Linked DNA regions of Homo sapiens: region 2 is linked to region 1. The links are chromatin loops, found by intact Hi-C in ENCODE. Cell type or tissue: endothelial cell of umbilical vein. All regions are shown on one strand. Links, peaks and the distances in the headings refer to the core of each region. The heading gives the core; the rest is flanking DNA. Region 1 overlaps TBC1D22B (TBC1 domain family member 22B). Region 2 overlaps TMEM217B (transmembrane protein 217B).

Evidence for each region. Hi-C counts contacts between places; a loop is a spot of excess contacts. Peaks named below come from ENCODE experiments on the same cell type or tissue, not always from the same donor. Only the 100,000 strongest peaks of a DNase experiment are listed, where the experiment ranks them.
Region 2: a loop joins it to region 1, with 5 times the contacts of the local background. A loop is called at or near these places in 6 of 110 quality-filtered maps.

The regions. Positions count from the first base shown.
Region 1 is chr6:37,312,620-37,317,005 of GRCh38, reverse strand. TBC1D22B (TBC1 domain family member 22B) reads right to left here. Exons shown (of 13, transcript NM_017772.4): 9 at 3,982-4,088; 10 at 3,115-3,190; 11 at 176-303. Among named protein-coding and RNA genes, the nearest start is that of RNF8, 39 kb to the left of the region's middle. RefSeq lists an enhancer at 1,879-2,173. In endothelial cell of umbilical vein, for the core only: a CTCF peak has its summit at 1,952 (motif pointing right); a DNase peak (open chromatin) is centred at 2,015; H3K27ac peaks cover 573 bases.
Region 2 is chr6:37,220,581-37,224,966 of GRCh38, reverse strand. All of the region lies in intron 1 of TMEM217B (transmembrane protein 217B), which reads left to right. All of the region lies in intron 1 of TMEM217 (transmembrane protein 217), which reads left to right. Among named protein-coding and RNA genes, the nearest start is that of TBC1D22B, 35 kb to the left of the region's middle. RefSeq lists silencers at 2,052-2,101, 2,472-2,731 and an enhancer at 2,932-3,071. In endothelial cell of umbilical vein, for the core only: no CTCF peak of the experiment used is centred there; a DNase peak (open chromatin) is centred at 2,296; H3K4me3 peaks cover 812 bases.

The DNA of each region.
Region 1 (4,386 bases), core at 284-4,283:
GGGGAGATGGAGTTCTGAAGAGACTTAGCAAAGGCCCTGCCCTGAGGCTAAAGCAGACATGGAAGTAGAAAAGAGGAGAAGGGGAAGCTTCTAAGCAGCTACATTCCACAACATGGCAGAGAGCTGGACACCTCAGAGACAGCCTGGCACAGAGAGGCCGGGGAATCCCTCCTACCTGATATGTGTCCCACAGGCGGATGGTGCAGCGAAGAGGAAGCTCCCGCATAAGCAGGTTGTTCATCCAGCGGAAGGCAAACTGCAGGTATTCTACCTCGTACCTCCTGAAGTGATTATGTACCTGCTCTGAAACAGGAAGCATCATTGGGGATCAACCTAGGGGACTGGACCCTGAAAGGGCCACAGGAGCCAAAATAGCAGCTCCCACTTCTTACTGCCCCCTCCCATGGGTAAGCAGACACAGAGGAGGCAGACAGCCATCTGACTGTCCTTTATGTTTGATTCCATCATCTCACAGCAACACTGCATGGTTAACTCAGCCCAGCAGACAGAACTATTTTAACATCCCCCAGTGATGTTCTAGGAGCCCCGCTTCCTTTGTGGGGCCGCTCTGGCCACAAAGCAGAGGATAATGAGGTTCACTTGGCTGCTCAACCTTAGTACTCATCAGAGAAGAAGCCAGAACTGAAAAGAACCATGGAGGTCACCTTGGCCACCCTCCTACTGGCGAGGAACTCCTCTTCAGCATCCCCGCCAGATGGCTAGCCAGCAGGGATGTGAACACTGCCAGCGAAAGGGGCTCACAAACTCCACTCAAGGGAAGCCTCTTCCACTGATGTATGAAGTGATTCACCAGAAAGCGCTTCACCATATTCAACAAAACCAGCTGCCTCCTCACTCCCACCCTTTGGTGTTCGTGTGATATTCTCAGGCAAGCCCAAACAAACCTGATTGCTGTTCCACAGGACAGCTCTCCAAATAATGCTTAGTGGGATTGTTTTCTAAATTACTGTCCTCAGTTTCCTACCCTATAAAATGGGAATAATCATTCACACCTCAGAGGGTTTCAGGGAAGATAAATGAGAACACACAAGTAAAGTGCTTACAATGGCACCTGGAATGTGGTAAATATTTCAAACAATTCTTGAAAGAAGAACTATTAACAATGGTTATGGCCAGGTGCTGTGGCTCACACCTGTAATCCCAGCACTTAGGGAGGCCGAGGTGGGCGGAGTGTTGAGCCCAGGAGCTCAAGACCAGGCTAGGCAACATGACAAAAGCCTGTCTTTACTGAAAATACAAAAATTGGCCAGGCGTCATGGTGCGCACCTATAATTCCAGCAACTCAGGAGGCTGAGGTGGGAAGATCCTTTGAGCCAGGAGGTCAAGGCTGTAGTGAGCCAAGATCGCACCAGTGCACTCTAGCCTGGGCGACAGAGCAAGACTCCATCTCAAAAAACAAGTTATTTCTGGGGAGAAGAATTTAAGGAGAGGAAGGATTCCTACCTTATCACCCTGGCTGGAATACAGTGGTGCGATCTTGGCTCACTGTAGCCTTGACCTCCTGGGCTCGAGTGATCCTTCCATCTCAACCTCCTGAGTAGCTGGGACTACAGTCGTGTGCCACCATGCCCAGCTACTTCTTAAATTTTTTGTAGAGATGGGGTCTCACCATGTTGCCCAGGCTGGTCTTGAACTCCTGGGCTCAAGTGATCCTCCTGCCTCGGCTGGGATTACAGGTGTGAGTCACCGTCCCCAGCCTGTTTAAATTTTTTTAATGAGGAAGTATTACTTCTACAATGCAAAGAAACATCCAAGATATATATACTTAAAAATCCACTATTCCAAAGTATTATGCCTTTATGTATCACGTATTTGTAAGGGCGGAAAAAATAAGGATAGGGCAGACAGTGGCAGAAACCACAGCATCTGCCTGTTGAAACTTGATTGATGACCAGCCTCTGGCAGCCAGCTTATCCCCCAGAAGAGGGCAGCATACACTCTGTGCTAGGCTCCGGTTGAGGGATGTCAAGAGACCTGCACAAGGGGCCCAAACGTGAGGGCTAACAGCTGGGCCAGGGTGATAAGACACAGCGGAAAAAAAATTCCACATGTGACATACGGGAAGTAACTGTGAATAAACAAATGGGTTCAGAAGATTGAAATGCTAAGTCATAAAATAGAGTGAGTGGAACAACTCAATGAAGGTTTTCATGAAAAGAGAACCTGGGAAAGAAGAGAGAAAGATATACAATGTTGGGGGTGGGGGTGGGCAGCAGGTAAGGGAGAAAGGCTTTGCTTGGGTGAAGCAGAAAATCCAATGAGTAGGAAAGCCTGGGAATAACATTTGTTAGCTGGTGTCAGGACAGGCAGAGTCCTATGGGAGCTACTACAACTTCACTAGTGTTAGAGATCCCACCGACTTCTCTCCCCATGCCTCACTTAAACATCAGTCAACAGCAGAGCTTCCTGAGTTGTCCTTTCGTTCTAACATTCTATGACTCTAGGCCAAAGCTGAGGAATTCCTGTAAGGCTGTTCCTCAAAGACATGTGCCTTAGGAAGAGCCACATCTCAATTTCCCCACCCCACACAAGTCCTGGGAAGCTGTATAAAGTCCTGCTGGGGTATCAGCCAGGCCTGAGGACCCCATATCAAGCCCAGGAGTTATGAGTTACATCATAACGTGAAGGACAAGGCCGGACGACAGGCTGGATGCTGAAGGCAATGGAGAGCTATGGGAGGCTTCAGAGCAGAAGAGGGACGTGGCCAGAACAGAGCTGCAGAAAGATGCAATTGCGTGACAGATAGTTTGGAAGAGAAGAGTATGGAGAAGGCAAGCCCTCTGAGGAGGAAGCTGGACCAGAGCTGTGGCTGGGGAAGTGGGGAACGGGCGTACTGAAGAGAGCTGCTGAAGGAGAACCGATAGAGCCTGGTGATAGGAAACCAAGGGGAAAGAAGAACTTGATATAACAGCACAGTTCTCACTTCACCTTCCTGCTGAGATGTGGAAGGATCCCGGTGCTGCCAGCAGCACTCAGTGCGCTGGAAAGGGTCATGGCTAGGAAGACAGCTGAGGAGAGGACCCACAAGCACAACCGCCTCATAACAGAATCAACTCTGCTATTGCTAGAGAACTCTTCTCCCTCTGAACCTACCATCAATCCGGCTGACAAGCTCTTCCAGTGCCTTCACCTTCTTCTGGATTCCTGGTTGTGCAAAGGTGTAGTTATCCTGCAAATGACACAGAGCCCAGGATGAACATGGACTCTAACTTGTGTTATCACCTGACATTCACTGAAACACGTTTAGAAGTTCAGGCCATTTTCCAAAGCTAGTACCAATGGCCAGTGACAGTGTTCTGGGAAACAAAGAAATCTACAGAACAACAGTGTTGGGGGAAAGCCCAATGGAGCCCTGCAGTGTGGAAGCAAACCCATGTGCTTGGGGTACAGAGCAGAAAGGAGCAGTCTACTCCAAAGACGAAGTCAAGGCAACATGGAGATTTCTGCAGACTCCAAGGGACACTACACCATCACTGTTTTGTTTTTTTTTTTTTTGAGATAGGGTCTCACTCTATCGCCCAGGCTGGAGTGCAGTGGTGTGATCATGGCTCACTACAGCTTTGACCTCCTAGGCTCAAGTGATCCTCCCACCTTAGCCCACTGAGGACCTGGTACTATAGGCACACGCCACCACGCCTGGCTAATTTTAAAATTTTTTGTAGAGAAGGGGTCTCTCTATGTTGCCTAGGCTGGTTTTGAACTCCTGAGCTCAAGCGATCCTCCAGTCTTGGCCTCCCAAAGTGTTGGGATTACAGGCGTGAGCCACCGTGCCCGACCCACCATTGCTGTTTGAAAGCTGTAAAGCCAATGAAGAAGGATAGAGATGGATGAAAAGGAGGAGGAGCCATAGTGGGTGGGTGGGTGGTCCTGCCTGATACAGAAGAGCAAGAAAGAAACCAAAGCCCTGCTGGGAGCCTCTGGACCTAGACGTTTGTTCCCACAAGGGCAGAAGCAGCTCACCTGGATTCCATCCAGCAGCTTGCTCATGCACCAAAAGCTGTCAGCCTCAATGCTTCGCAGCATGTCTTGAGACAAGTTGGTCACGTCAAAGTTCTCCACATCCTCTTCTGTAAAACAAAAGGTGAAGAAAGTCCAGAGGTCTTATCTAAAAATGGAGAGAGAAAGATAGATTCGAGTGTCTTCAATGGGGTCTTTAAGGCCAAGTGAGGACCAGGCTAACCTGATGTTAAGAAACAAGGGCCTGCCCCTCTACTGTCTGTGTCAGGTGGGCAAATATGTCCCTTCAAGAACATATTTGTTCTTGAAGATCTCACTACAACACTGGACAGGCCATTTCTCATGCTAGTCCCATCAGGTCCAACATATCTTTCTCTTCCTTGGCATTTGTTCGTTCAGTTTTAGAAA
Region 2 (4,386 bases), core at 86-4,085, 92 kb after region 1:
ACTCAAGCAATTCACCTGCCTCAGCTTCCCAAAGTGCTGGGATTACAGGCATGAGCCACCATGACTGGTCTTCCCTTACTTTTATAATAAAGTTTTATTCACATATATATGTATGGCCAAAAAATATATTCTTAAATTTTGCTTGGTTTTGATTTTTATGAAAAGGTTATCATCATACTGTGTGCTCTCAATCTTGAAAAATATTTTAGAAAAATATTTACAGTGGCTCACTCCTGTAATCCCAGCTGCTCAGAAGGCTGAGGTGGGAGGGTCACTTGAGGCCAGGAGTTTGAGACCAGCCTGGGTAACATGGCGAGATGCTGTCTCTCCAAAAATAAAAGGTTTTTTTTTCGTTTGTTTGTTTGTTTTTGAGAGGAGTCTCGCTCTGTCACCCAGCCTGGAGTGCAGTGGTGTGATCTTGGCTCACTGCAAGCTCTGCCTCCTGGGTTCACGCCATTCTCCTGACTCAGCCTCCCGAGTAGCTGGGACCACAGGTGCCCGCCACCACGCCCGGCTAATTTTTTGTATTTTTAGTAGAGACAGGGTTTCATCATGTTAGCCAGGATGGTCTCGATCTCCTGACCTCATGATCCGCCCACCTCAGCCTCCCAAAGTGCTGGGATTACAGGCATGAGCCACTGCACCCAGCTAAAAAAAATTTCTTTTTTAATGAGCTGCATGTGGTAGTATGCACCTGTGGTCCCAGCTAGTTAAAAGGCTGAGGCAGAGGCCGGGCGCGGTGGCTCACGCCTGTAATCCCAGCACTTTGGGAGGCCGAGGCAGGCGGATCATTTGAGGTCAGGAGTTCAAGACCAGCCTGGCCAACATGGTAAAACTCTGTCTCTACTAAAAATACAAAAAAATGAGCCAGGCATGGTGGTGGGCGCCTGTAGTCCCAGCTACTCGGGAGGCTGAGGCAGGAGAATCGCTTGAACCCAGGAGGCGGAGGTTGCAGTGAGCTGAGATCGTGCCACTGCATTCCAGCCTGGTGACAGAGTGAGATCCTGTCTCCAGAAAAAAAAAAAAAGGCTGAGGCAGGAGGCTCTGTTGAGCTCAGGAGTTTGAGGCTGCAGTGAGCTATGATTGCATTACTCCATTCTGGCCTGGGCAACACAGCAAGACTCCATCTCTATAAATAAATATATAAATAAGAAAAATGGGCTAGGTGCAGTGGCTCACGCCTGTAATCCCAGCACTTTGGGAGGCCAAGGTGGCAGATCACCTGAGGTCAGGAGTTTGAGAGCAGCCTGACCAACATGGTGAAACCCCGTCTCTACTAAAAATGCAAAAATTAGCTGGGCATGGTGGCACACGCTTGTAATCCCAGCTACCTGAGAGGCTGAGGCAGGATAATTGCTTGAACCCGGGAGGCAGAGGTTGTGGTGAACTGAGATCACGCCACTGTACTCCAGCCTGGGCGACAGAGCAAGATACTGTCTCAAAAAAAGAAAAATATTTGAGTTGAGTATAGAATCCTAGGTTGGCAGGGGTTTCTATTTGTTTGTTTTGCTTTGTGTAGCACAATTAAAATATTATTCCATGGGATTTTTGTTTCCTATAGAAGTCTATAACTGTTGGTCTTTTAAATAAAAAGCCCATTGGCTGCTTTTGAGATTTTCTTTTTGTGTGTGGTGTTCCATAGTTTGAGTACCATATGTTTTGTGTAGATTTTCTTTCATTTATCCTTCTAGCAATCAGTTAGGTTTCTTGAATCTGTGCATTGGTGTTTTTTTTTCAGTTGTGCAAATCCTCAGCTATTTTCTCTGTAAATATGCTACCCCCATTTTGTCTCATCTCTCTTTCTCTATCAGAACATCTTATTATGTCTTTCATGTCTCTTAACTTCTCCTTCATATTTTCCATCTTTTTGTCTCCCTGTGCTACATTCTGGATAATTTCTGCTGATTTATCTTGTTTCCTGGTTAACTAATTATTCCTTAATCTGTGTCCAACCTGCTACCATTTATGTCCACTGAATTTTTAATTTCAGATACTGAGTTTTTCATCTCTAGAAATTCTATTTGGGTTCTTTTTCAAATCAGCTAGTAATGGCAGTGGCTGCTACCATCACTCCGGCTGTCACTCCAGCTGCAGCAGGGAGGCGCGGCTAGGGTTACACACTCCATGGAGCCGGTGGAAGCCCGGCCCCTTCTGAGTTAAGTCGGGAACTCACCGGGTGCTACTGCAGCCGCCCAAACCAAAGCCGTAGACCCCACCTCCGGCTCTACGGAGCAGGCAGAAGTCCCGCCCTCTTGGGCGGGCTGCAGCTGCCCAAACTGTGGCTGTGCATCGAAGCCTCCCTGTGCTCTTGGAGGAGGGCCGGGAATAGGCAGGATCTGCCCTCCCAGGTGCAGCTGCAGCTGCCAGGACCCACGGCTGCAGACCTGGGCCTCCCACTTCACTGAGCAGGCAGGAGCCAGGGACAAGTAGGAGACCCGCCCCTTTCGAGTTAGCGGGGCGGGACCTCCTAGGTGCAGGACCCGGGCGTCTCTGCAGCCTGCACCCTCGGGGACCCCAGGAGGCCCCCTTCCCCGGCTTCCTGCCGTCCCTGCAGGCTCCCGGATGTCTGCTCCCGCTGCCTGGCCTCTCTCCAATCCCGGCACCAGTTCAAATCTCGGAGCCGGGTTGGGGTCGAGCCCTGGGGGGGCCATGGATGGCAGCGGGAGGCGTATCGATTCCCGGGTGGAAGGGGGCGGGTCCTCAGTAAGGCCCCACCCTCAGGCCAGGGAGAGCCTGAAGGCTGGGGCCAGGCCGCCAGTCCTGCAGACCTAAGTGGTGCCTCTTCCAGCCTGCCCATGGCCCCCGATGTACCAATCTGCGTGCACTTCCTCCCTTCTGAGGTCCATAAAAGACCTGGGCTTAGCCAGAGCAGGGCAGAGGATGGCTAGAGGACGAAGAGAGCAGAGAGATGATAGGACGACCAGCTGCAGAGAGGAGCTATCCTCTCTGCTGATAGCAGGAGACAATGGGAGGACCAGCTACAGAGAGGAACTACCCTCTCTTCTGAGAGCCTCAGAGACCTGCAGAGACGTCAGGACTATCAGCTGCATAGAGGAGCAACCCTCTCCAGGGCCTTCTCCCTGCTGAGAACAGCAGATATTAGCATGACTTGCCTACAGAGCGGAGCTACCCACTGCGAGTCTCCTTTTAGCTGATCTAACACTTAAAGCTCATCTTCATCTTGTTTACCCTTCACTTGTCTGTGTACCTCATTCATCTTGGACACAGAACAAGAACTCAGGCAAAGGTGCCGCTGGCCACAGAGGTTTCTGGCCAGAAAATTGACACCCCAGAGATCCTGTAACACTAGGTCATTTTCTATGGTTTCCTGTTTCTTCATATATTTTCAGTTTATCTTTTATTTATTTTAATGCAGTAATCAAAGAAAATTCTGACACATTCTATAACATAGATGAACCTTGAGGACATTATGTTAACAGAAATAAGCCAGTCACAAATGCTATAAGATTCTACTTACATGGCCAGGTGGGGTGGCTCACCCCTGTAATCCCAGCACTTTGGGAGGCCGAGGTGGGAGGATCACCTGAGGTCAGGAGTTTGAGACCAGCCTGACCAACATGGCGAAACCCCGTCTCTACTAAAAATACAAAAATTAGCCAGGTGTGGTGGTGCACTCCTGTAGTCCCAGCTACTTGGGAGGCTGAGGCACGAGAATCGCTTGAACCCAGGAGATGGAGGTTACAGTGAGCTGAGATTGCACCACTGCATTCCAGCCTGGGCGACAGAGCGAGACTCCGTCTCAAAAAAAAAAAAAAGACTCCACTTACATGACATGTCCAGAGTAGTCAAATTAATAGAAACAGAAAGTAGAATGATAGTTTCCAGGAGCTGGGGCAGGGGGAAATGGGAATTCGTTGCTTAATGGGTGTACAGTTTCAGTTTTGCAAGATGAAAAAGTTCTAGAGATTGTTTGTACAACAAAATGAATATACTTAACACTACTAAACTGTCTACTTAAAAATGGTTAAGATGTAAAATTTTATCTTGTATATATATTATATATATCTGTGTATTATATATGCATGAATTATACTATAATAAAAGTAAAACAAAAATTTTAAATAATGCAAAAATATAGTAATCATAGTTGTTTGATGATCAGATATTACTGCAGTTCCATTGCTATCTGTTGTTTCAGCTTGTTCTCACAGTGCCTTGTTCCTTATGTGCTTGGTTATTTTTCACTATGTACTTGTCATTGTCCCTGAAAAATTACTGATGAAGATTCTTAGAGGATGAAGACCAGCATAAAAGTACAATCCTCCAGAGAGGATTTGAATTTGCTTCTGCCAGACACTTAGACACACTTTCAGTTTAGGACGACTTTAAACAAGATTTATAACTTAAAGTTAAAAAAAATACTTC